Linked DNA regions of Homo sapiens: regions 2, 3, 4 and 5 are each linked to region 1. The links are chromatin contacts, found by Hi-C or POLR2A ChIA-PET in ENCODE. All regions are on one chromosome and are shown on one strand. Each heading gives the region's core, a stretch centred on a gene start or an enhancer-like site at or near the end of the contact. The rest is flanking DNA. Distances are from core to core; before and after follow the strand shown. Region 1 holds the start of HAUS8 (HAUS augmin like complex subunit 8). Region 2 holds the start of RAB8A (RAB8A, member RAS oncogene family). Region 3 holds the start of SLC5A5 (solute carrier family 5 member 5). Region 4 overlaps EPS15L1 (epidermal growth factor receptor pathway substrate 15 like 1). Region 5 holds the start of EPS15L1 (epidermal growth factor receptor pathway substrate 15 like 1).

Region 1 (5,178 bases), core at 2,546-5,045:
TTAGTGGCAGTTCCTCAGGGGCTCCACAAACACCAAGGACCCACCAAGGCAATGATGGGCCCTAGAGGGGAACCAGGTTTTACTAATGAGCATCACATTTCACCTGGCGGGGGAGGTGATTCTGCCCCCAGGGGACACGTGGCCATGGCTGGAGTCATTTTCAGTTGTTACCCCTTGGAGGGGATGGAATACTACTGGCATCTCATGGGTGACAGCCAGGGACACTATTCCACATTCTACAGTGCACAGCCCCAACTGTCAATGGTGATGCGGGTGAGAAACGGCCCTGGAGATTTGGGTTTCCCCAGTTAAAGGTTACTAAGGATCCTGCATGTTTCTAGAAAGCTCAAGGAACCATCTCTGAAGTCATCACCTGCCTGGGCCTGTTTCTGTATCAGGAAGATAAGAACAAGGACCCTCGCACTGCCGGTTGGCAGAATGAGAGAGCTGGGATGCCCTGTACAGGCCGGGCTTCAAAGGTATCTGCTTGTGCAATCCCTTCCACCCGGAGTGGTTTAACACGTGGTATCTTTCCAGGTTTGACCTGGGGCCAGCCACTACTTCCGAGGAAACTTGCTGGAATCCCCCTTGTCCTAAAGCTTGCATTGGTTGTCCCTAATTCTCCCCCCATAATATCTTGTGGCCCCTCTGTCACCGTACTGATGACCTGATCTGAATTCCATTCTTTTTTTTAATTATTATTATTTTTGAGGGCATCTTGCTCTGTCACCCAGACTGGAGTGCAATGGCGCAATCTTGGCTGGCTGCAAACTCCGCCTCCTGGGTTCAAGCAATTCTCCTGTCTCAGCCTCCAGAGTAGCTGGGACTACAGGCGCACATCACCACGCCGGGCTAATTTTTGTATTTTTAGTGGAGACAGGGTTTCTCCATATTGGTCAGGCTGGTCTTGAACTCCTGACCTTGTGATCCACCCACCTTGGCCTCCCAAAGGGATTACAGGCCTGAGCCACCGCGGCCCAGCTTGAACTCCATTCTTTCTGAAGAGGAAGTGCAAAGTTGTCGGGGGCGGGCATTAGCGTGTCCGTCCTCTGGGTCATAAGGATTCACCTCTGTCCCCAGGAATCTACCAAGTGTCTGGCACAATCAACCCTTGCCTAACTGAAATCTAGGCCCACCCAAGACACACCATTTGGAAGAGATGAGGAATGGGAAGCAGCAAGTTAACAAGTCCATGTGGGGAGAGAATAACGAATCCTACAGCCAAACAGAAAGGGGAGATTCCCACGTCTCTACCTGCTCCACTGAGTCACCAGACTGGACCCGAGGGACGGTACTGCCTCGGGATTTCCAGAAATTTGCAGTTTCCAAAGCTTTGGGAATAGGTGCAATGTGCAAAAGCACCTTCAACACCGCAATTTTCTATTTGGACGATGAAGAAGCGGTTGAAAAAAAATCATTTTTGGATACAAACTGTCGAATGGAAAACGGAATAAAAGTAGGATCATCGCAGCCAGGAATGGAGAGTGGGGGTGCTGTGAGGAGTTCAAGGCCGGGAGCTGGGGGACATGGACTGGAGACAAGACGGTGATGAGAAGAGTTGGGTTTCAAGGTTGAAAAACGCTGATGGAGGTCAATTCATTCATTTTGCAGGTGAGAGGTCAGAAACAGGCACAGAGACTTGACCAAAGCCAGGATCTCCAACACAGTGCTCCCCCCACAAGACCCTGCTTGGCCATTCTCTAGCGGCAGGGAAGAGGCGATTGCAGGGCTGCGGGATCAGAAGATCCCGGTCCTGTTCTGTAGGCCAGTGCAAGCCTACAGTTCAATGTTTGCAGGAGGCATGACTGTGGGCTGTCACTGCATGTCCTGGGGCAAGCCAGGCCAAAGCCACCTTTCCTAAAGGCCAGGATATTCTGGAAGTGAAGGGGGTGCTTATCTTTCTGTGGCCCTCTTTATATTCCAGCTATCCGGGTTCATCTCCTGAATGAGCTATAAACTAAACATAAGCTGGGGTTCCCCAGCCCTTCTGGCAGATCCCAGATAAAGATCCCTACAGTTGGGAAAGGGGAGAAATGAATGCCAATCAAAAGCACCCTGCACAAAGTCCCTGCCAGGGCCACAAGAGCCAGGCCTGTCAGATGTGAATAACTTTCCTGTAGCCCAGGTCACCTCCGGCTGCTCCTGGACACCTTAAGATTCTGAAGACTCCAACATCAAAAAACAAACCGAGTTGGGACTCTCTGGCTGGAAAGTGTCCCCACGGGCTCCCACCTCAGACAAAGAGGCAGAGAAGCCATCCCTTAAAGACCCCTGGCCTCCAGGGTGCCCAGGAAAGAAAGGAGGGCTCGTGGCTGTCGTGCCTCTCCAGGGCTGAGCTCAGAGCAACCGGGGGACAGATTTCCTGTATGTCGTTTTACCCATTTAAGTCCAAGGATGCAGCTCTGCGGAGGTGGCGACAGTCCTGTACATGAGGGTGCATGCACACTCCCTCCTGAAACACAGTTCCGGCCCCACAACCGGCCCTGAGGTCCCTTCCTTGGATCCAGGGAATCCCAGAATCCTGCTAGTCCTGTCTTAAGGGGAGGGTGGTGAAGTTTCCAAGACGAGGACACTGGCACAGAGGGTGTTGGGACTCGTCCCAGGTCACCCAGCTGTTAAGTGTGAAGTCAGGAGGGACACGAATCAAGAGGGGAGGGTGGGGGGACGGAATCTCCAGGGGCTGCATCTCAACATCTATCTGCACGGGGCCACTCTAACCCCTTCCTTCTCTTCCCTCCTCTCCGGGCCCTCCCTCCCTAAGCCTACCCTCAGTTCTTACCGTGACTTCTACTCCGTTTACTTCCCTTCCAGCTCCCATTTCCCCGCTTCCCAATAGCCGGCTGCCGCATCAGTTAGTTCAGAACCCCCCGCATTTACTGAGCGCCCACTGGGGGCCAGGCGCCGCCCTCTTCTCAGACACCCTTCCTTCAATCGCGCGGGCAGACGTCCCCAGATCGGTCTCGCACCCCTTCCCCTCAACCGCACCCCGGCTGTCCCGCCCCTGGCCTTGCCCACTCCCCCAGCCTGGGCCTCTCGTTCCCGCCTCCGTGCCTCCCCACAACGCCGTTTCCTGCGACCCCCCAATTACCACTTAAGCCACGTCCTCTTCAGAGAAGCTGCTCAAAGCCACAAGACTCACCCCCCCCACGCCCTCGAACTCCCTCACCAGCTCCATCCCCATCCACTTTCTCCTTCACCGTCTCGCTTCCACCTCATCCCCAGCAATCTCTCCAAGACCCCCAGGCTCGTTCCCGCCCCCTCGACCCCTGCCGTCGCGTCCCCCATCAGCCCTCAGCTCCGTCCCTCTTCTGCGCAGCCCCCAAAGGCAGGCTTCGAGCTCGAGTCGCCAACCCGAGGCTGCCTGGTACTCACCTGGCCTCGGCCGCCGCGCGCCGCCGGTCCCGGGCCGGGTCCCCGGCCGGACGACCGCCTGCCAGCCCGCCGCTGCTCGAGCCGCTCCGCCCCGCCGCGCCCGCCGCTCCCCCGCGCGCTCCCGCTTCCGGGTTCCGGAGAGGCGGGGACGGGGGCGTGACGCCAGCGCTCCTAGGGGCGGGGCATCGCGAAAAGCCCCGCCCCTACTGTCCGACAGATCAGGTCCCACCCACCGCCCCTACCCACTACCGCCGATGGTGGGCGAGACCAAGTGCGAGGGGAGGACAGGCGAAGCGCGCGTCTGGGGCCGCGCTCTCCACACTTAGCCGGCGCTGCCTCACGCCTCGCAGCCACCCCTCCTGCGTCTCCACAAATGGTCCGACCCGCAAGCAAGGGGGCGGGTCCGGCTTTGAAAAGCCGGCGGGTCGGGCCTTGAGGTGGAAGGCGGGAAAATGGCGGATTCCTCGGGGCGAGGCGCTGGGTGAGTTGGGGCTTCCGCAGGTCTGGATTTGTAGACGCCATAGGGCTGGAGAGGATGGGCAGCGGAGGTGGGGAGTTAGGACCCTCGGGGTGAGTTCGGGTTCGACCCCGCCAGGAACTGCGCGGGCCCCTGAAGACCCCGATGGCGTGCTGCCTCTGCGCATGCTCCGGAGCGCTGACACCCGACCGGCCCTGAGTTCCGCGTCCTCGGCTGGGACGCTGGGCGACCTCCGGCAAGCGGCCTGACCGCCCAGTGCCTCGCTTTCCTCCGCTACGAAATGGGGCCGATGACGCAGCTCAACCTCGTAGGCGTCGCGTGAGGCTGAAACGCGCTTAGATCGGCGCCTGGGTCTTTACTGTGATGTCGCTCTTGGAATTATCGTTATGCAGTGAACAAGTGTTGGGCGACCAAAGTGTCCCCTTTAATCCTCCCACGCGCTTTATTCTGTGCTCCCAGTTTACTGAGGAGATGATGGAGACCCAGGGAGGGGAAGTGACTTGCCTAGGGTAACACACCATGAACAAGAAAGAAGTTGAATACTGACCGAGAGCTAGGCATGAATGATCATGAGGCTATATTTGTCTAGTTTTGTTAATTCTGCCAGTGTTGATTGTGCCAGGTGCAAACTGAAGTGAAATTGGCCAGCAAGAGGAATCACTCCACCGCCCCTTGCCGTAACCGATAGATTGACAGTAGCACCTCCCAGGTACAGGTGCAGTAGCTGAGGCTCGCACAGGTTGTAGGGACCCCCCTCAGGTCGCAGCAGGTTCACCCAGGAGCCCATTCGGTTTGAGGCCACAGCCCTAGCACAGTCCCCAGAGGGAGTCTGTGCTCTTGTCTCTTTCTGGCTGTGAGACTGCCCCGGGGGTGACCTATGTAAAACCTGTGCGTCTTTGTTTTGCAGCGACGAAAAAGCAGGTGTGAACAGTTAGGAAGCTGTCGGGTTAGGAGGAGCCTACGGGCGAGCGCAGCTGCTGGCACCTGGCGAACATTTGCTAAGTTGCCTCTCCCCACGGTGGCCTGGAAGTGTCCCCAACATTGTCTGGGTCTCACTTTGGGGTCCTGGGAGCCTGCTTCAGAGGAGGTGGCCGCAGGGACCAGTGGAGCCGCCTTTGGTGATGGGAGCAGGAGTTACAGTGCCCTGGCCTTGGCCCTGCCCCTCCACTTGCCCATCCACTTGCCCCTCCTGTGTTGCTGGTGTCTGTTCTTGGATCCCTTCTTTTCTCACCAGCTCAGGCTGAAACCCTGAAACCCCTAGTCATCCCAGATTCTCCCTCTCCTGCACCCCCACAGCTGATGAGTCAGCGATTCCTATCTCAGGGTCC
Region 2 (5,178 bases), core at 1,251-3,750, 960 kb after region 1:
AAAAAAAAAAAGAGGGGGGTTTGTGGGGAAGGCTGGGAAACTGGGATCTGAGTGAATGCAAGCCAGTCTGCTCACAGTTAACATCATTTCTTTCTTTCTTTTATTTTTATTATTATTTTTTAAGACAGGGTCTCGCTCTGTTGCCCAGGCTGGAGTGCAGTGACACCATCACAGCTCACTGCACCTTGACCTCCTGGGCTCAATCGATCCTCCCACCTTGGCCTCCCAAGTGGCTGGGTCTACATGGGTGAGCCACTGTGCCCGGCTGATTTTATTTTATTTTTTGTAGAGATGGGGTTTGCCATGTTGCCCAGGCTGAATTAACGCCACTTCTTGATTGGTTGGAGCACAAGAATTACCCTAAAGTTTAGCCTTGGAGTGGGGGAGGGGGAAGAATTCAGAAACATCTGTCTTCAGAGGCTGGATGCTGTCACTGCAGGAGCCATTCATTTGCTTCCTCTAGATAGCCTCTGGTTGTGGTGACAACCCCTTATTGTCTAATTCTAATCCTCAACCACCAGGGCACTAGGCTGGGCAGACAGTGTCACTCCTGCTCTAAAGACAGCAGGGCTCAGAGAGGGGTAGTGCACATTCAAGGGCAAACAGCAACTGGAAACCAGACGTAATGATTTCCAGTCAATTCTCTCTATTTTACATCTGGCATATAACTGTTTTATAAAGCACAGCTCCGCTGGGTGCGGTGGCTCATGCTTGTAATCCCAGCACTTTGGGATGCCAAGGCAGGCAGATCACAAGGTCAGGAGTTCGAGACCAGCCTGACCAACACAGTGAAACCCTGTATTTACTAAAAATACAAAAATTAGCTGGACGTGGTGGCGGGTGCCTATAATCCCAGCTACTAGGGAGGCTGAGGCAGGAGAATTGCTTGAACCCGGGAGGCAGAGGTTGTAGTGACCCGAGATCCTGCCGCTGGATTCCAGCCTGGGCAAAAGAGCTAGACTCCGTCTCAAAAAATAAAATAAAATAAAATAAATAAAGCATAGCTCCTGGAGGAGGGCAAGAATGGAATTAGCACATTATCTTGGGGTTCAGGGAGATAACACGATTCTGTCAAAGTGACACAGTAAAGCAAAGGCCATTCCCTAGGTTTTCTTGAGTCGGAATAAACTCCTGGACTTAGTGACCGTTCCCCCACTTTCCCCATCCCTAGCAGGGCTACAGAGCTCACAAGCCACTCAAATAGGTGTTACTCCTGGGTCAAACCTTTTCATTGTGGGCCAGGACTGCTTTTGTGGCACTGAGAGAGGTCAGCTCCACTTCTGTGGACATCACAACTGAGATGCACCAAGCCAATTCTGTTCAACCACAATGTGGGCTGGCCCTACAGGAAAAGCTGTTCTAAAGTGACAGCTGGAGTCTTGGGCCCTTTGATAGGGAAGTCAAGGCTGTCTGTGGCAGTGGCTGATTTAGTTTCTCGCTGAGGCTTTTATCTTGCATCTTCTTGGGGATGACAGGTCCCAGGGCAGGCAGTGCTGTCACTTGCCATTGCTGTCATTCCTGGAGCAGGATGAAAGGTGGGCAGGGAAAAGGTCCTGACTCTTCTTATCATTCCTTCTAGAGGAAAATACGCTTATGAGGGGAAGCATGGTCAGGGAGAGGGGCTCAACCTCTGAACGCTCCAGAGAAAAGAGCAGGAATGGTGTGGGTTAGAGTCCCGGCTCCAAGGTGCATTAGCTGAGCTTGTCATCAGCTGGGAGTGTGCAGTGGCATCTCTCTAGGAGAGCTAAGCCTCGAGTTTTGGGTTGAGACACAGCCAGGTTCAAATTCCATCAAATCCCATTCTCACCACGTGCAGACTGTGTGGCCTTGGGCAAGTTCCATGCCCTCCCTGAGCCTCAGATTCCTCATCTTGTCAGACGGGCTCATAACAGCACTTAACACCAAGAACTGAAGAGTGTGAAAATGCACGTGAAGCACTTGGCACATAGTAAATGCTCATTAAGGTGAGATGCCACTGTCTTTTTCCCATGGCCAATTCCCCATGACTCAGTTTCCACTTCTGTAAGGCAAGAGCCTCAAAAGAACCGCTTCGAGGGCTGCTGCTAGGACAGATCGAGAGGACGGGCGCGAAGACCCCAGCCCAAGACATAACACGCCCTAACGAGCGGGCTGAGGGTCGGAGCCTCAGTCTCCCTATCTGCAAAATGGGCACCTGGTCTCCCCCACCACGGCCCAGGAACCCCCGAACGGCGGTGCAGGCGACTGCTCTTCTCCCTTTAGGCCCCCTCGACCCTCTCAGCGCCCTCGGCCCGTCCAGCCCTGTAGATCCCTCAGCCCCAGCCCCTCAGGGGCGCGCCCAGCCCGGGCCTCCGGCGCCCCCAGCCATTCCCCGGTCCCGTTACCTATGGTGGAGATAAAAGTGGAGTTGAAGGCGTCCTCGGAGAAGCGGAACAGGACACAGGTCTTCCCCACCCCCGAGTCCCCGATCAGCAGCAGCTTGAACAGGTAATCGTAGGTCTTCGCCATATTACACTCTCTCCCCGACGGGAAGTGCGGCCAGCGCCTCTCCACTGGCCACCAGCACCGTCCATCAGCACCGAGCCCGCCCCTTATTGGCTCCAGGCCCGCTGCGCGTCACCGCGGCCGACGCCCGCCCCTGCGTCCCGCCAGTCGCGGGGAGACCTTGGGAGGGGGCGAGCGGAGCGCGGAGCCGGAAGCAGCCCGAGCGCACCTCCCATTGGCCGGCACTAGGGAGAGCACGGGCTCTGATTGACCAGCAGTGAAGAGTCGCGGGGCTTCAAATGGGGACGAGGCGGGGGCGTGGCATTATGTGGCCCCCGCCTTCCACCCCCGACTCGGGCGGCCCGGCCCCGCCCCACTGTAGGAGAGGGAAGGCAGGGAGCGGCGCCAACCGCTCGCGCGCCGGCAGCCTGGCGGGGCGTGGCTTGGGGTGCGTGCGCACGCGCGCCCGGAGTTCCGTTAGGCGACAGCAGAGGGCGCACGCCAGTAGTTGGGGCGGGTGTCTCTGGGTCCCGCCCTCACAGCTCGCGCAGGCGCAGTAGGCACCGAGGCGAGCGCGGGAAAGCAAGGTAGCGCTCTCAGCCTTGTCTGCGGCCTGCGAGTCGGGGCAGTGGGGGCCTAGGGAGGAAGGAGAGAGGAGGAGCTGTATACTCGAAAAGTGACCCAAGCCGGACGCGGTGGTTCACGCCTTTAATTCCCACACTTTGGGAAGCCGAGGCGCGTGGATCACGAGGTCAGGAGTTCAAGACCAGCCTGGCCAAGATGGTGAAACCCCGTTTCTACTAAAAATACAAAAATTAGCCGGGCGTGGTGGCGGGCGCCTGTAATCCCAGCCACTCGGGAGGCTGAGGCAGAGAATTGCTTGAATCTGGGAGGCGGAGCTTGCAGTGAGCCGAGATCGCGCCATTGCACTGCAGCGTGGGCGACAGAGAGAGACTCCGTCTCAAAAAAAATAAATAAAAGTGACCCAAGACGAGCTCCGAGGTCTGCGGCCTAGCGATCTGCTTAGAGATACCCAAGGCCTCCGCCATCTGAGCGGCTTCACCGCCACAAGCTGTGCCCGGAAGCGCGCGCCGGCCTCCTCAGGGCCCGCCCTCGGCCACCTTAGGGGTTGTCCGGGCCAGCCCGGGGATGGTGGGGGGGGAGGGGTTAGAGCAGTGAGGATGCTGGGTCCTATCTAGGGGCCAGGGCTCTCAACGTTGAAAAAACTGGCCGGGGCGTTGGCTCCCGTCTGTGATCCCAGTGCTTTGGGAAGCCAGGAGGTTGAGGGTGCAGTAAGCCGTGATCGCCCCACTGCAATTCGGCCTGGGCGACAGAGCAAGACCCTATCAAAAGAAAAAAAGGCTGGGCGCGGTGGCTCAGGCCTGTAATCCCGCACTTTGGGAGGCCGAGGCGGGCGGATCAGGAGGTCAGGAGATCGAGACCATCCTGGCTAACGCGGTGAAACCCCGTCTCTACTAAAAACACAAAAAATTACCCGGGAGTAGTGGCGGGCGCCTGTAGTCCCAGCTACTCGGGAGGCTGAGGCAGGAGAATGGTGTGAACCCGGGAGGCGGAGCCTGCAGTGAACCGAGATCGCGCCACTGCACTCCAGTCTGGGCGACAGAATGAGACTACGTCTCAAAAAAAAAAAAAAAAAAAAAAAGAAAGAGAAAAACAGAGGAGAGATACATTTGGAAAATCGGGCTTGCAGCTGGGTGTGGTGGCTCAGGCCTGTAATCCCAGCACTTTGGGAGTCAGCACTTTGGGAGGCAGGAGGATTGCTTGAGCTTAGGAGGTCAAGACCAGCCCGGACAAGATAGGGAGATCCCCATCTCTACAACAAATAAAATTAGCTGGGCGTCATGGTGCACGCTTGTAATCCCAGCACTTTGGGAGGCTGAGGTGGAGGTTCATTGGAGGCCAGGAGGTGGAGACCAGCCTGGGCAACATAGCAAGACCTCCATCTCTGCAAAAAAAAAAAAGTTTTTTGGCCAGGCGAGGTGGTTCACACCTGTAATCCCAGCACTTTGGGAGGCCAAGGCAGGTGGATCACCTGAGGTCAGGAGTTCCAGACCAGCCTGGCCAACATGGTAAAACACCATCTCTGCTAAAAATACAGAAACTAGGCAGGTGTGGTCATGTGCGCCTGTAGTCCCAGCTACTCAGGCGGCTGAGGCACCAGAATTGCTTGAATCTGGGAGGCGGAGGTTGCAGTGAGCCGAGATTGTGTCACTGCATTCCAGCCTGGGTGACAGAGCAAGGCTCCATCTCAAAAAACAAAAAATTTTTTTAAAAAATTAGCCAGGTATGGTGGTGTATGCTTGTAGTCCCAGCTACTCAGGAGGCTAAGGTGGGAGGATCCCTTGAGCCCAGGAGGTCAAGGCAGCAGTGAGCTGTGATCGCACCATTGCACTCCAGCCTGGGCGACGGAGCAAGACCCTGACTTTTTTTTTTTTCTGAGATGGAGTCTCTCACGGTCACCAGGGCTGGAGTGCAATGGCGCGATCTTGGCTCACTGCAACCTCTGCCTCCCGGGTTCAGGCGATTCTCCTGCCTCAGCCTCCCAAGTAGCTTGGATTCCAGGCACCCACCACCACGCCTGGTGTGGTGTATTTTTTTGTATTTTTAGTAGAGATGGGGTTTCACTGTGTTGGCCAGGCTGGTCTCGAACTCCTGACCTCGTGATCCGCCTGCCTCCACCTCCCAAAGTACTGG
Region 3 (5,178 bases), core at 1,067-3,566, 800 kb before region 1:
TAGTGAAGGCTGACGCTCTCGGGGCCCTGAGCGGAGGGCGGGGCCGAGGCCACTCACCGTGGCTACAATGTACTGCAAAGTCCCGCAGAGCCGCACTGCGCGGCTGAAGCGCATCTCCAGGTACTGCAAGGAGGGACTCGAGGTCACCTGGACAGTCCTTACCCAGGAGCCGAGGCCTCTCGGGTCCCTGGTCTGCTCTCTAGGTGGGCCCCTCCCTCCGGAAGCCAACCGCGCCCGCCAGATTCTTGCACGTGGGGGCCCCGCCGCACGCACACACCCGTGCACAGGTGCCATCCCGTGCCTGTGCGTACCCCGTGGACCTGGAGGACTGGTCCATGCGTGTGCACGCGCCCTCCCACTTGCGCCTGACGGGCGCGGGCTCCTGGAGCAGCCACCGCTCAGCAGACACCGACGTGGCCCGCAAGCGCACAGTGTAGACAGTGCCCCGGGCCAATGGTGTTGGCCGCCTAGGATATACCTGTCACGATTTTTTTGGGGGGGAGGGGGGACGGAGTCTCGCTCTGTCGCCCAGGCTAGGGTGCACTGGCACGATCTCGGCTCACTGCAACCTCCGCCTCCCAGGTTCAAGCAATTCTTCTGCCTCAGCCTCCTGAGTAGCTGGGATTACAGGCGCGCGCGACCATGCCCGGCTAATTTTTGTATTTTTAGTAAAGACGGGGTTTCACCATGTTAGCCAGGCTGGTCTTGAACTCCTGACCTCGTGATCCACCCACCTCGGCCTCCCAAAGTGCTGGGATTACAGGCGTGAGCCACTGCGCCCTGCCACAATATTTTTTTTTCCTTTGAGACAAGAGTCTCGCTCTGTCGCCCAGGCTGGAGTGCAGTGACGCGATATCGGCTCACTGCAACCTCCCGGGTTCAAGCAATTCTCCTGTCTTAGCCTCCCAAGTAGCTGGGATTACAGGTGCCCACCACCACATCCGGCTAATTTTTGTATTTTTAGTAGAGACGGGGTTTCGCCATGTTGGCCAGGCTGGTCTTGAACTCCTGACCTCAGGTGATCTGCATGCTTTGGCCTCCCAAAGTGCTGGGATTACAGGCGTGAGCCACCGCACCGGGCCCCGGTCACGATTTTAATCGCTTTACCCTCTCCCCTGGAGGGAGGTCCTGTAATTCGCCCATTGGACAGCTGGGAAACCCAAACAGAGAGGCACGCCCCTTGCCCAAGATACAAGAAAGCAGTGAAGCCAGGTTTCGAACCCCGGAGCCGTCAGCAGTCCCCTCTAGCGCGCACACGTGGGTCTGCACGCCCGGGCAGGTGGGGGGCAGGTGTGTGTCCACCCGTGAGGACACACCTGGTCGAGCCGGGCCCCGCCCCGCGCGCGCTTCCACCGAAGGAGCAGGACGCCAGGCTCTCTCTTCCTCCTTCCTGCCCCTCGCCGGGCGCCTGGGGCCTCTTCCTAGAACCCTCCCCACGTGTCTGCCTAGGGGCCCCTTCCGTTAAAGCACCGAGGTGCCATCCGCGTCCTCCTGTACAGCGGCCCAAAGCCCCAGCGCCTCCCCCACACGGGGTCCCAGCACTGCCAGTGGGGCAGGTCCTACCCCCGGGCCTCTGTCCGGTACCTCGTAGGTGCTGGTGAGGCCCAGGCGGTAGAAGACGGGCATGAAGAGCAGGGCGGTGAGGACCGAGTTCAGAAGCTGGCCCAGGCACATCCAGAGGAACTTGAGGCCATAGCGATAGGCCTCCGACGGCACGCCCAGCACCTGCACGGCCGACATGAAGCTGGCAGACAGCGACAGGCCCACGGGCAGGGCCGCCAGGCGCCGGCCCCCGGTGAAGAAGTCCTCAGCGCTGCGCTGCCCGCCCCGAGCCAGCCCGACCCACAGCCCGATGCCAGTGGACACCAGGAGCATGAGGGCAAAGACCCCGTAGTCCCAGGCTCCGAAGGTGGGCCGTTCCCCGGTCTCCACGGCCTCCATGAGGGCGGGTGCGGAGGCCCAGCGCGTCCTCGGACGCCCTGCGTGCTCAAGCGGGGGAAGCTGGCAGGGGCCGAGGAGGCAGGACGGGGAGGGCGGGTGGGAGGATGCTCGGCAGCCTGTCCCCGCTCCGTCTGGGGTGGGAAGCGGCGAGAGGGGCCGGGGCTCCCTGGGTTAGGAATCTATGGGCTGTCGATGTCCGTGTCGGCCTCCCTGTCCCCGCTGTCTGTCTCTGCGTCCGCCCCTGCTGTCTGTCTGTCCTGCCACCTCCCCTCTCACTCTGGGTTCCGCTGTCCCATGCAGCCGGCTGTCTGTCCCTCTCCCTGGGCGCTGTGCTCAGCGCTGACAGCTGGAGGTCGCCTTGGGGCTTACGGGAGCAGCTCGTGATTGTGGGTTGCAGATTTATTGGGCTCCCGGGTCACCGCGACTCCGCCTCCAGACCTAGGGGCGGGCAGGACCCGCACCCTTTCAGCCCTGGACTGGGACAGACAGGCCAGGACAGGCTATCTGGGTGGCTGCAGGGGGTGGTATCGGGGAGGGCTCCCAAATGCCCCTCCATCCCCATGCACCCACCCATCCCCATGCACTGTGATCCCCTGATCACAGCTGTCACTGTCTGCTGTTGACAGGTGGGGAAATTGAGGCTCAGAGAGGGCATGTCACTATCCAAGCCTGCACAGCCTGCTTCAGCACTCAAAGCCGTATTGTGCTTGAATACCTTGAGCTATGGGGAGCTCACTTTCATGCAGGACTGGGGTTCACTTTCAGGGTTTCAGGGGACCCATAAAGAAAACTTACCTGGCTTTACCACCCCCAAACTGGCATGTGGGCCTACCCCCTTTCTCTAGAGCCTTAGGGGGTGGGCATCACTGAACCCCGCTCTTGGGCTAAGCTGGGTGGGAGACATTCAGAGCTCAAGTTCTGAGTGGGTACATACTTGGGGAAGACTTTGCTCCTCCCTGGGCCTTAGTTTCCCCATCTGTAACAAGGATAAAATAGACCCTGCCTCAGAGGAATAAATGGGACGTGGTAACGAAAGCCTGGTACATGATAAGTGCCTCATTCATTTATTCCTTTATTCATTTGTCACTTCATTCATTCATTCATTGGTTCCTTTGCAGATATGCACTGAGAGTTGGCCCTGTGCCAGGCATAAATGGCTCACTGAGGTGGTGCGAGGGGCCTTTAAGGTTATGAACCCGAATAAGCGGAGACCATGACCACCAGGGAGGTAGAGTCTGGCTTGTCCCTATCATATAGATGAGGAAACCAAGGTTGGGTGTGGGAGAAAGTCTACTGGGGGGGTCACGCTTCCATGAGGACCAACGAGCTGTCATCTCAGGGCCCTTCTCTGGGGGACCCAGGAGGACTTTGACCTCTGGAGGTTCTGGTCTCTGGGTTCAAGTCTCAGCTCAGCCTCCAACTTTCTGGGCAATCACGCATCTCAAACTTGGTTCCCTTCTCCATAAGCTGGTGGAATCTGAAATCCTGGGGGTTGAAAGAAACAGCGTCAGAGGCCGGGCATGATGGCTTATGCCTGTAATCCCAGCACTTTGGGAGGCTGAAGTGGGAGGATCATTTGAGTCCCAGAATTCGAGACTACCCTGAGCAACATAGTGAGATCTTGTCTGTATGAAAAATACAAATATTAGCGAGGCGTGGTGGCACATGCCTGTAATCCCAGCTACTCAGGAGGCTGAAGTGGGAGGATCGCTTGAGCGTGGAAGTTCGAGGCTGCAATGAGCTGTGGTCGAGAACTGCACAGCACTCCAGCCTGGGCAGCACAGCAAGACCCCGTCTCCAAAAAAAAAAAAAAAAAAAAAAAAAGGGCTTTTGAGCGCTTCTCGCCAGCCTCTGCTGCTCCCTGGTGGCCTCCTCTGGCCTACCCTCTGCCCTGGCCGCTCCAGCTGGGTCCAGCGTTTCTCAACGCGTCCCCACGTAACCCCCGGACAGTCCTCTTGCTCCCTCTCTGCTGTGCAGGGTGGACCTGTCCCTCCCCCGGGGCTGTGACACTGCGGCGGCTACGCGGGCACCTGTTGCCGGCTGGAGCGTACCTCCTGCCCTCGCCAGGAGAGTGGGTTAGGCACCTAGTTCTTTCTCCTTCCACCCTGGTCAGGCATCCTCCTGGAAACCCCGTTGGAAAAGGGGAGATCCGGCCGGGTGCGGTGTCTCACTCCTGTAATCCCAGCACTTTGGGGGGCCGAGGCGGACGGGTCTCTTGAGATCCGTTCAAGACCAGTCTGGCCAACATGGTGAAACCCCGTCTCTACTAAAAATACAAGAATTAGCCGGGCGTGGTGGCGGCCGCCTGTAATCCCAGCTACTTGGGAGGCTGAGGCGGGAGAATCGCTTGAGCCCGGGAGGTGGAGGTTGCAGTGAGCCGAGATCGCGCCACTTCACTCCAGCCTGGGCGACAGAGAGAGATTCCGTCTCAAAAAATAAATAAATAAACAAATAAATAAATAAAAATCAAGGCTGGGCGCGGTGGCTCACGCCTGTAATCCTAGCACTTTGGGGGGCCGACGCGGGCGGATCACGAGGTCAGGAAATCGAGACCATCCAGGCCAACGTGGTGAAACCCCGTCTCTACTAAAAATACAAAAATTAGCCGGGCGTGATGGCACGCGCCTGTAGTCCCAGCTACTCGGGAGACTGAGGCAGGAGAATCGCTTGAACCCGGGAGGCGGAGGTTGCAGTGAGCCGAGATCGTGCCACTGCACTCCAGCCTGGCGACAGAGCGAGACTGTCTCAATCAATCAATCAATCAATCAATGGGAGATCCGAGCGGGATCCCCTACTTGCAAAGCCCTGCCGACCAATGTAAACATATGCAAATTGTGCAAATACATGTAAATGGACCCCTTCTCTCCAGGGAAGTTCTGGGAAGGCATAGCTTCTCTTCTTCCCACCGTGGGGTCCAGGCTGCGGCCAGAGGCCTGGGCTGAGGCCGGTTCATTGAGTGCATACTGTGTGCAGGGCCCTCCGGCAGGTGCTGGGGACACAGCATGATCCAGGTGGACCCACCCCAGGGTGGTGATGGCCCTGACCTCACCAGCAGATAAATACTGATTTCAGCTGGGCACTGTGGCTCACACTTATAATCCCAGCACTTTGGGAGGCTGAGGTGGGAGGATCGCCAGAGCCCGGGAGGTCAAGGCTGCAGTGAGCAGTGATCACACCAGTGAATTCCAGCCTGGATACAGGTTGAGCAGAGACAGACAATCACGGGGTATCTTCTGG
Region 4 (5,178 bases), core at 1,853-4,352, 630 kb after region 1:
TCCCCCCCCCTTTTTTTTTAATACGGAATTTTGCTCTTATTGCCCAGGCTGGAGTGCAATGGTGCAATGGTGTGATCTCGGCTCACCTCAACCTCCATCTCCCGGGTTCAAGCGATTCTCCTGCCTCAGCCTCCCGAGTAGCTGGGATTACAGGCATGCGCCACCATGCCTGGCTAATTTTACATTTTTAGTAGAGATGGGGTTTCTCCATGTAGGTCAGACTGGTCTTGAACTCCCAAACTCTGGTGATCCTCCTGCCTCGGCCTCCCAAAGTGCTGGGATTACAGGCATGAACCACCACGCCAGGCCTTACATGGCTCTTTCACAGTGCAAACATAAAGTTTGTCTGCCAATCTTTCCTTTTGTGAATCGGGCTTTTGGTGTCAAGTCTAAGAACTCTTTGCTTTGCCCTAGATCCTGAGGATTATGTTTTACATTTGAATTCATGATCCACTTTGAGTTACATTTTGTACGAGGCATAAGACTTTTAGTTCGAGGCCCATGTTTTTCCTATGGATGCCGATTGCTCCAGTGCCCTTTGTGGAAAGGCTTTCCTTCCTCCTGAAATACTTTTGCACCTTTGTCAAGAAATCCACTGGGCAGATCTGTGTGTGTCTGTTTCTCAGATTCTACATTCTGTTCTGTGCATTACTGTCTGTGCCCGCCCCCTGCCAATACTCCACTGTCTTAACTACTCTAGCTATAGAGTCAGTCTTGAAATCAGGTAGACTGACTCTTTCCACTTTATTATTCTTTTTCAGAATTGTTTTAGCTTCTCTGCCTTTTTTTTTTTTTCCGAAGATGAAGTCTTGCTCTGTCGCTCAGGCTGGAGTGCAGTGGTATGATCTCGGCTCACTGCAGCCTCCGCCTCCCAGGTTCAAGTGATTCTCCTGCCTCAGCCTCCTGAGTAACTGGGATTACAGGCACCTGCCACCATGCCTGGCTAATTTTTGTATTTTTAGTAGTGATGGGGTTTCATCATGTTGGCCAGGCTGGTCTTGAACTCCTGACCTCAGGTGATTCACCCACCTTGGCCTCCCTAAGTGCTGGGATTACAGGTGTGAGCCAGAGTGCCTGGCCCTGTAATACTTAAATTACTAGTGAGATGGAACATTTTCTTTCTAACTTTGCTGCATCTCTTCTTTCTGAATTGCCTCTCTCTTTGCTCATTTTTAATTGAGATGTCTTTTTCCTTGTGATTTGGAAAAGCTCTCTTTTCACTTGCCAAGTCTTCTCCTTCTCTTGGTAACATTTACCTTAGCTCTGCTGTAGAAACCTCTGATGGAGCAGTTGGAGAGAGCTGCCCATCCAGTCCAGGAAGGTTAGACATACCCCAGCGTTTCCCTGATGCCTTTTGAATGTTTTGAGTCAAGTCCCAGTTCTGCCCCGTGCTTGCCACATGACTGAGCCAGGTTATCTCACCCGCAGAATGTGGGCCGGCCTGCTGGGAGGGCTGGGCTCACATTGGGTGATGGTTGTGCAAGGCCTGTGGGGGCCTCTAAGGGGAAGGCAGAAATGGAAGGATTATCAAGCAAGCTCTACTCCGGGCTATGTTTTTGCATCCATATGTTTTTCTAAGTAGGAACTCAGACTGAGATGTGTTTCAGTGTTATATGCCTAACTTCCTGCAAAACTTGGCAGTGGCATTGAAAAACATAGCCATTATGGGGTCTCAGCTTTCCTGGGGAAATGGCAGGTCATCGAAAACACTGGCTTTCAAGTCCATTTATATGCTCAAATTGAGTGTTGCCTTTTGACCTCTTCTGTTTAATAAAATGCTCCAGCACGTCATCACGGACGTGCATTTTCCCAGGCCAGCATATGCATGAGGCTGTCCTGTGGTCCGGTGCACAGCCCTGTGACACCTGGGCTGTCATTACAGGGTGCACAGTAGGTGAGGGTCTGACTCCAGGACCACCTATCCTGGGTGCTTCACTGACTGTTGCTCATTGGCTGTTGTGGTCCTGAGTAGGGCAAACTCAGTTTCCCCACCTGTCAACTGGACTAGTAATATTACCTGCCCTTTAGCGTTGTCGGGAGGATGAGAGGTACTGGATAGGAAACAAGGGATTATAGGTACTTCTCTGAACATTTTACAGTGAAAATGGATTGCTTTCCAAAAGTCATTTTGAACCAAGGCTGATGATCATTGGTTTGTTTTGCACAAGAGCGCGTACTTTGCTAGCAGAGTGAGAGTGAGAGTTTGGGCAGGAGGCAGCCAGGCATGAAGATGTAGGAGGCGTCCTGCCCTCGGCCACGTGCGGGGATCAGAGTTGGGTGAACCCTGCTTAGGAGTCGTTAGAACACAATCCTGAGACAGTTTCTCCTCCGAGGTGGTTCTGCTGGGTTTCTCCATCTCAACTGCTGTTGTCCTGGGTTACAGTTACAGGCGCTTGTGTGAATTGCGGTGTTTTAAAGCCTTCAGAGCAGAAGGATGTGAACTTGTCCTTCTCCTTGTGCCCCTCTCTCTGTCATCCCACTTGTAAATTGTTTCTGGGCTGGAGGATAAGTGAGGAGGCCACAGGAACTTTGCATGTTGTCTCTTAGCATTTTGAGTTAGGAAGAGCAACTGAAAGACCGAGCTGAAAGCTACACTGAACCTCATCAACAATTCACACACTGCAGAGGCGAAGATGGCGTCTTCTCAGCACAGTGGGCTGGGTCAGGAGAACACATCGGGTCAGCTCTGCTGCACTTCCTTCCATTCCTACGGCCATCCTGGTGCCACCTGCAGCCTCTTACGGTGCAGGCCTCATCCCCTGGTGCGTCCCCTCTCTGCTGTTGCCTCGGGCTTGGCCCCAGGCTCACTTTGGGGTCAGACATGGGTGGGCAGCTCCAGAGGCTGCTCTCAGCATACAGAGGGCTCTTTCCCAGTAGCTGTGAATCTTCCTTTTGGGGGCCAAGAGGTCTCTGCACAGGGGCCAGTGACAGACTGCCTGGGGCTGGGGATTTATGTCATTAGCAACATGTGTCTTCAGTTCTGTCGCAATGACATATCAGGGCAGCGTGCAGGTGTGAGTCCATTGTTCCTGGGAAGAAGCCTGGCATAAGAGGAAGTGGCAGTTGGGGCCTGGTGCTGTACCTTCTTTCTTCCCCCTTCTGCTTTTGCATATGCAAAACCTGACATATGTGTAATTAGATCAAAACCTCTGACCACTGTCATTGTTCCAGGTTACCCAGATGGACTCCCGTGGTGATGAGCAATGGTTGAGCCATACTCCCTGGGCTTTCCCTCAGCTGTAGGTCTTTTGAGAGTGACATCCGGTGGTCATCAAGTGTTCGAGCCGGATGAGCCTTTAGCATGGATGGGCAGAGGTTGGAGCTCTGGGCTGTGTCCTTCAGCGACTCTTCTGGATTAGTCCAGGCCTTGTTTCTCTTGGTTGCGGATCTTGTTGCTCATTAGCGCCTGGGAAGTAGAGCAGATATTTAATAACCCTGCATGCCTCAAAGACTGAAACTCTTTTTTTTCCACTGGAATCACAGTAGCTTGGAAACCTCTTTCCCTTGCTTCCCATGAGATTGTTAAAAAACTCGCCTGGGGCTGGGCGTGGTGGCTCATGCCTGTAATCCCAGCACTTTGGGAGGCCAAAGCAGGCGGATCACCTGAGGTCAGGACCAGCCTGGCCAATATGGTGAAACCTCGCTTCTACTGAAAATACAGAAATTAAGTGGGCATGGTGGCACGCACCTGTAGTCCCAGCTACTCGGGAGGCTGAGGTAGGAGAATGGCTTGAATCCAGGAGTCAGAGATTGCAATGAGCTGAGATTGCGCCACTGCTCTCCAGCTTGGGTGACAGAACAAGACCCTGTCTCAAAAAAAAAAAAAAAAACTTGTCTGGAAATGTGCTTCAGATCCAGACCTCTCTGATCATTGGCAGGAAGGGCACCTTTGTCATCTGAAGTGAGGGCCTCTGGAGTCTGTGAACCCATGGCAGGCGATGTGCTGTTTGCTGCCTAGACCTGACCACTGTCACCTTTACTGACAGATGACAAACAGCCTGCCTGCCTTGGCCTCCTTTCTGTGGGTCTTCTTCCTCTGGGGAGACATATTTTGGAAATAAGCTGGAGTTTGAGCCCAGAAGTTGACACAGGTGTGATGGCTGGACACTGTCATCTAACGAGGTTGTAAGATGCTAAGGGTGATAGCCACTCCTTCCTGTACCCCTCACCCAGGAATGGTGTCACTGCCTCCAAGCACGAGGGGGGCAGCCATCTTGGGGCTGCTGTTGCTATACACACTTACCTCCTATGTCTTTTCCATGATGTCTTTGTCTGTTTTAAAATGATGGCTCCTAAATCTCTGGCTTTTCTTGCTTTTTCATGTTATTCTAGTTTTTTCTGCCTTTTCAGTGTTTCCCCCTTTCTTTTCCTCTTTTTTTTTTTTTTGACTTTTTCCCTCTCCCCTTTCAGATCTTTATGCTATTTTCCTTCTATTTTCATTTTGTCATGGTAGTTTTCTCTGTACTTTCACTTCTTTTTTTTTTTTTTTTTTTTGAGACGGAGTCTCGCACCGTCGCCTGGGCTGGAGTGCAGTGGCGCGATCTCGGCTCACTGCAATCTCTGCCTCCCGGATTAATGCAATTCTCCTGTCTCAGCCTCCTGAGTAGCTGGGATTACAGGCGCACACCACCACACCTGACTAATTTTCTGTATTTTTAGTAGAGACGGGGTTTCACTATGTTGGCCAGACTGATCTTGAGCTCCTGACCTCGTGATCTGCCTGCCTCGGCCTCCCAAAGTGCTGTTTGGGATTACAACTTTCACTTCTTTATACATTCACAGGTGTTGGCGTCCCCCAGAGACGCTGACCATAATCCGGGCATTATTATTTTTTTCTTTTTATTTTTGAGACAGAGTTTCACTCTTGTCACCCAGGCTGGAGTGCAGTGGTACGATCTCGGCTCACTGCAACCTCCGCCTCCTGGGTTCAAGCGATTCTCCTGCCTCAGCCTCCCAAGTAGCTGGGATTACAGGTGCATGCCACCACGCCTGGCTAATTTTTGTATTTGTTGTAGAGATGGTGTCTCGCTTTGTCATGTTGGCCAGGTCTCGAACTCCTGACCTCAGGTGATCTGCCTGCCTTGGCCTCACAAAGTACTGGGATTATAGGCGTGAGCCACTGCGCCCGGCCTGGGCATTATTTTTAGCTTCAAATGACCCTTTGTAGCACAACAATAT
Region 5 (5,178 bases), core at 1,580-4,079, 600 kb after region 1:
CCTCACAAGTAGCTGGGACTACAGGCACCCCCCACCATGCCCGGCTAAATTTTCGTATTTTTAGTAGAGATGGGGTTTCACCATGTTGGCCAGGATGGTCTCGATCTCCTGACCTCATGATCTGCCTGCCTCGGCCTTCCAAAGTGTTGGGATTTCAGGCGTGAGCCACCATGCCCGGCCTTTTTTTTTTTCTTTTTTTTCTTCTGAGACGGAGTTTTGCTCTTGTTGCCCAGGCTGGAGTGCAATGGTGCGATCTTGGCTCACTGCAACCTCCCCATCCCAGGTTCAAGCAATTCTCCTGCCTCAGCCTCCCGAGTAGCTGGGATTACAGGCACCCGCCACCACGCCTGGCTAATTCTTGTATTTTTAGTAGAGATGGGGTTTCACTGTGTTGGCCAGGCTGGTCTCGAATTCCTGACCTCGTGAACTGCCTGCCTCGGCCCTCCAAAGGGCTGGAATTACAGGTGTGGGCCACCGCGCCCAGCCAAGTTTGGATTATTTTTACAAGATGATGCTGGAGAGTTTCTATGGCCACCACCATTCTAGACTCTGATACTGGCACTTAAAGCCTGCATGCTACATTTCCTGGACGCCGTTGCCAATTGGCAACGTTCCTGTCATGCTTTATTAGAACAAAGTTGGGAGGCAGAAAGAGGGGAGAAACCATTTTTTCAGACTTCTGCCAGTGGCTTAGGTGGTGGTGACAACAACAACTGTGACTTTCGCAATCATGGTGGAGGCAACTGTGGCTAGCAAGGGTGAACACATCTGGGATCCTTCTGTAGGCACAGTGATTGTGGGTTATGGGTCCTCCTGTGCTTTATTTATTTATTTATTTTGAGACGGAGTTTCGCTCTTGTTGCCCAAACTGGAGTGCAGTGGCGTGATCTCAGCTCACTGCAACCTCCGCCTCCCAGGTTCAAGTGATTCTCCTGCCTCAGCCTCCCGAGTAGCTGGGATTACAGGTGCCCACCACCACAACCGGCTAATTTTTGTATTTTTAGTAGACACGGGATTTCATCATGTTGGCCAGGCTGGTCTCAAACTTCTGACCTCAGGTGATCCATCCACCTCGGCCTCCCAAAGTGCTGGGATTACAGGCGTGAGCCACTATGCCCAGCCACCTCCCCTGCTTTAATCTTTCAGCTCTAGAGAGGCTAGCAGCCTCATATAGTTATGAATCTTTAGGTAAACTTACCTTCCTCTTTTGTTCTTCCAGTACTTCCAACACTTTTATACTCAGTCCCCTGTAGTCGTTTATGTATTCATTTATTTTTATTTATTTATTTTTTAGACAGAGTCTCGCTCTGTCACCTAGGTTGGAGTGCAATGGTGAGTTCTCAGCTTATTGCAACCTTCCCCTCCCAGGTTCAAGCAATTCTCCTGCCTCAGCCTCCTGAGTAGCTGGGATTACAGGCACCTGCCACTGCACTGGGTTAATTTTTGTATTTTTAGTAAAGATGGGGTTTCTCCATGTTGGCCAGGCTGGTATCAATCTACCTGTCTCAACTGGATTGCTGGGATTACAAGTGTGAGCCACAGAGCCTGGCTCAATCCCCTGTATTCAATATCCTCTGTTTGAAGTACCTAGAAGGACTTCTCTTTTCCTTATGGAATACGTACTGATAAAGCACTCAAGACTGTTAAAAACCTTCATTACTCTATTGATGTAACAAAAGAAGCTGAGGCAAAGTTAATATAAGTAGAGAGTTTGGGCCAAGGTTGAGGACCGCAGTCCAGGAGACACAGATTCAAGTTGCCCTGAATGTATGCTTTGATTAGCAACAGTTACAAGTGGGTTCTTTTTGTTTTTGACTTTGTTTTGAGACAGAGTCTCACTCTGTCACCCAGGCTGGAGTGCAGTGGTGCAATCTTGGCTCACCGCAACCTCCACCTCCCGGGTTCAAGTGATTCTCTGGCCTCAGCCTCCTGAGTAGCTGGGACTACAGGCATGCACCACCACACCTGCTAATTTTTGTATTTTTTTTAGTAGAGATGGGGTTTCACCATATTGATGTTTCACCATACTGGCCAGGCTGGTCTCCAACTCCTGACCTCATGACCCTCCCACCTCGGCCTCCCAAAGTGCTGGGATTACAGGTGTAAGCCACTGTACCTGGCAACAAGTGGGTTCTTGTCTTATTTATTTATTTATTTTTGAGACAGAGTTTCGCTTCTGTTGCCCAGGCTGGATTGCAATGGTGTGATCTTGGCTCACTGAAACCTCTGCTTCCTGGGCTCAAGCAATTCTCCTGCCTCAGTCTCCTGAGTAGCTTGGATTTCAGGTGCCCGCCACCACAGCCAGGAGGACGCCTTGCGGGGCAGGGTGAGGGGGGCAGGGTGCGGGTCCCCCAAATTAGCGCGCACACACACACACACACACACACACACACACTGCGATCCTAGGAACAGGGCGCTTTGCGGGGCAGGGTGAGGGTCCCGACCCTCCGCGGGGTGGGCGACCGCCTCCCCAGGCGCACTGGCAGGGGGACGGCATCCCTAACAGAGAACCAGGCCTCGGCATGGGCTGGAGGGATGACACAGCATGGTCGACTCGGACAGCGGCCAGCGGCATGAGAGTCCGAACAACGTTGGAAGGAGGAGTAGGGGAACGGGCAAGAGAGCACGGAAGACGCAGATGCCTCAGGCCCAGCCCCTCCAGGCTGCGTGTGGGCGGCCCCGCCCCTGCCCCCGCCCCTCCCGGCCTGACTGCACATGCGTGGCCCTGTCTACGGCCCCGCCCTCTCCCGGGACAGGCGGCCTGCGCACCGCCCTCCCGTCGTCCCAGTGCGCACGCGTGGCTGCAGCCCCGCCCCCGTTCCCCCGGCGCTCGGAGCCCGAGTCCGCGGGAAGATGGCGGCGCCGCTCATCCCCCTCTCCCAGCAGGTACGGGCCGGGCGGGCCTGGGGGCGGCGCCGGGGTGCGGGGCGCGAGGCGAGCGGTGCGGCGAGGCTGAGGCGCTGGGAGACTCAGCCAGGCGGCGGCGGGGGCGGCGCGTGCTGAAGGGCTTGCGGCGGGCGGGTGGGCAGGCGGCCCTGAAGGTGACAGGCCGGGACCCGCGGCCTCCCGTGCCCGAGCGACCCTCGCGGGCACCGGCGAGGCGAGGAGGTGCGCAGCGCGTGTCCTCTCCGCCCAGGGCCCGGACCCTGCCGCCGCTGAAGCTCCCAGGCCGGGGACCCGCGGAGGCGCTGGGCTGCATCCCGGAGGGGTGGGCGAGGGGTGCGAGCGTTTCTGTCGGCGCGGCGGCCCAGCGAGTCTTTGTCTCCCTCCGGTCCCGGCGCCCGGGCGGGCAGGGTCCCGCCGGAGCCCGGACCCGTCAGCAGCAGTGCGATCTCAGACTGATCCCCTGCCTCCTTGGAAGCTGCTTCCGCCACCCCTGCACCGGGCGCAGATCGTACGTCTCCGGGCGCCTCTCTGTGTCCTCAAATTCGCCTGATGCGCTTATGAAGGGGCAGTATCGATAGCGCGACACAGACATGCGAAAAAGAGCCATGCGTAGGCAGCTCTGTTATTTGGGAGAGACTTTCATTCATTCATTTTCTATCCATCCCTCAAATGTGCGTTGGGTCAGGTGCTGGGAGCGCTGCATTCTTCCAGACAGACAAGGTCGCTGCTTTCCTGGAGGTGACACTCGTGGGAACTAGAAACTACCTGTGTTATGCTAATCACAGCTGCCTTTATTTGCTGAATACCTGTGTTGTGCAAAGCACCATATAAGCATTTTGCTAGAATGATCTAGCACAGCATGGTGATTAAGAGTGAGGACACAGGGTCAGATCATGTGTTCAAATCTTGGCTCCAGCCCCGATTTCTCTGTGCCTTTGGTTGAAGCTCTTAGCCATTCCACCCATCAGTTGCTTCCTTTGGAAAATGGAGATATAAAAATGTGTTGGGATTATGTGAAAATTAAGCACGTGAAAAAGCGCTTAGAACAGTGCCTAGCATATGAGAGGCACTCAGTGATCCTATAATTACTGTCATCATTTAATCTCTGCCAGATTTGGACGTTTGGGAGTAGAGACCGCAGCAATTAAGAATTCCAAACCCAAAGAGAGTTGATAGGCCGGTTGCATGCTTGCATGACTGGTTAGCTGATCCAAGGAGAGAGAAGTGCACAGCTAGCCAATTTGCAACACTGTCACTAAGTTAACAGTGCTAAAACCCGGTGATTATTAATTAGCAAGTTCTTGTTACTGACATGAAAGTGCTCTGTAAACTGTTAAGTGTCCTACCGATAATAGGTGTTAATAGCTAAGTGCTACAGTTTAGAGTATGTAGTCAGGGGGTGGGGGGCGGGGAAGGCGGGAGTCGGGGGAAAATCACCTAAGATCATTTCATGAGAAAGCACTAAGCACTCCCAGTTTGGGAGGCGTGGATCTTTCTAAAACTTCCTGTCCAATTTTTTTTTTTTTGAGATGGAGTATTGCTCTGTCACCCAGGGTGGAGTGCAGTGGCATGATCTCAGCTCACTGTAACCTCCGCCTCCCGAGTTCAAGTGATTCTCCTGCCTCAGCCTCCTGAGTAGCTGGGACTACAGGCACGTGCTACCACACCCGGCTAATTTTTGTATTTTTTTTTTAGTGGAGACGGGGTTTCACCATTTTGGCGAGGCTCGTGTCAAACTCCTGAACTCGAGTGATCCACCCGCCTTGGCCTCCCAAAGTGCTGGGATTACAGGCGTTAGCCACTGCGCCTGGCCAGGTCACTGACTTCTTAGCCTCTTCCTGTTCCTTTCCCTATACATTTGTTGAATGAAGGCGTGGCCTGGTTTTCTTCGTTTGGAAATGTCAGCACTTCTTTACACTTGCTCTCGAGTGAAAATCTACACCATGGGTTACTGTTGGCCCAGGTGTGAGGCATGGCCCTCCCAGGCCCTTACTGTCTAGCTCAGGAGATCACTTGGGTTCACAGATAACTCTGGGGGAACCAAGGGTATAATTCCAAAATTTTTGGTTGGGGGCAAAAGGGAAGCACCCTGCAGCAGGTGGCTGTGATCTGGTTGGATTTAGGTGACAGAGCACACTTGGCAAGCAGATGGCCAGGTGAAGGTGAGCAAAGTGGATAACCCAGCGGGCTAGCCTAGGGGAGGAGGGGTGTGTTTTCTCCACCCCCACTCCTGTCTGCACTTTTCCCATCAGCATCTTTTTCAGTCTGTTCTGTACTCCATGACATCATCTC

Evidence for each region. A loop is a pair of places that touch in the nucleus more often than their neighbours do. ChIA-PET counts read pairs that join two places held with the same protein, here RNA polymerase II (POLR2A). Pooled maps may share reads with other maps.
Region 2: a map of naive thymus-derived CD4-positive, alpha-beta T cell shows a loop between it and region 1 (10-fold over the local background). The contact joins the promoter of RAB8A here to the promoter of HAUS8 in region 1. A Hi-C loop is called at or near these places in 1 of 168 maps with a recorded cell type or tissue (naive thymus-derived CD4-positive, alpha-beta T cell) and 9 of 50 pooled maps.
Region 3: a map of naive thymus-derived CD4-positive, alpha-beta T cell shows a loop between it and region 1 (5-fold over the local background). The contact joins the promoter of SLC5A5 here to the promoter of HAUS8 in region 1. A Hi-C loop is called at or near these places in 1 of 168 maps with a recorded cell type or tissue (naive thymus-derived CD4-positive, alpha-beta T cell) and 1 of 50 pooled maps. POLR2A ChIA-PET finds 5 or more read pairs at or near these places in 1 of 52 experiments (HEK293).
Region 4: a loop to region 1 is called in a map of OCI-LY7, with 4 times the contacts of the local background. The contact joins the enhancer-like site here to the promoter of HAUS8 in region 1. A Hi-C loop is called at or near these places in 1 of 168 maps with a recorded cell type or tissue (OCI-LY7), 1 of 37 single-sample maps with no recorded cell type and 4 of 50 pooled maps. POLR2A ChIA-PET finds 5 or more read pairs at or near these places in 1 of 52 experiments (AG04450).
Region 5: a loop to region 1 is called in a map of naive thymus-derived CD4-positive, alpha-beta T cell, with 17 times the contacts of the local background. The contact joins the promoter of EPS15L1 here to the promoter of HAUS8 in region 1. A Hi-C loop is called at or near these places in 1 of 168 maps with a recorded cell type or tissue (naive thymus-derived CD4-positive, alpha-beta T cell) and 8 of 50 pooled maps. POLR2A ChIA-PET finds 5 or more read pairs at or near these places in 1 of 52 experiments (activated naive CD4-positive, alpha-beta T cell).

What each region holds. Positions count from the first base shown.
Region 1 is chr19:17,074,069-17,079,246 of GRCh38, reverse strand. HAUS8 (HAUS augmin like complex subunit 8) reads left to right here and starts at 3,795. Exons shown (of 11, transcript NM_033417.2): 1 at 3,795-3,853. The coding sequence starts at 3,825. It overlaps MYO9B (myosin IXB), which reads right to left and starts at 3,470. Exons shown (of 40, transcript NM_004145.4): 1 at 3,373-3,470. RefSeq lists silencers at 3,034-3,328, 3,323-3,672 and an enhancer at 3,853-4,052.
Region 2 is chr19:16,109,211-16,114,388 of GRCh38, reverse strand. It overlaps RAB8A (RAB8A, member RAS oncogene family), which reads right to left and starts at 2,500. Exons shown (of 8, transcript NM_005370.5): 1 at 2,364-2,500. The coding sequence starts at 2,487. RefSeq lists a silencer at 2,458-3,117.
Region 3 is chr19:17,869,083-17,874,260 of GRCh38, reverse strand. SLC5A5 (solute carrier family 5 member 5) reads right to left here and starts at 2,316. Exons shown (of 15, transcript NM_000453.3): 1 at 1,585-2,316; 2 at 58-123. The coding sequence starts at 1,941. RefSeq lists enhancers at 1-546, 4,194-4,847, 4,848-5,178.
Region 4 is chr19:16,443,380-16,448,557 of GRCh38, reverse strand. All of the region lies in intron 1 of EPS15L1 (epidermal growth factor receptor pathway substrate 15 like 1), which reads left to right. Among named protein-coding and RNA genes, the nearest start is that of EPS15L1, 26 kb to the left of the region's middle. RefSeq lists enhancers at 2,608-2,667, 2,778-2,857, 2,592-3,791, 3,894-4,073. Within about 2 kb of position 3,102, at least 10 of the 41 ENCODE cell types and tissues checked have a DNase peak (open chromatin) inside an H3K27ac peak, as active enhancers do; they include OCI-LY7, where a contact is called at or near this core.
Region 5 is chr19:16,469,621-16,474,798 of GRCh38, reverse strand. EPS15L1 (epidermal growth factor receptor pathway substrate 15 like 1) reads left to right here and starts at 2,829. Exons shown (of 24, transcript NM_001258374.3): 1 at 2,829-2,886. The coding sequence starts at 2,854. RefSeq lists silencers at 2,598-2,997, 3,058-3,277 and enhancers at 3,358-3,507, 2,740-3,651.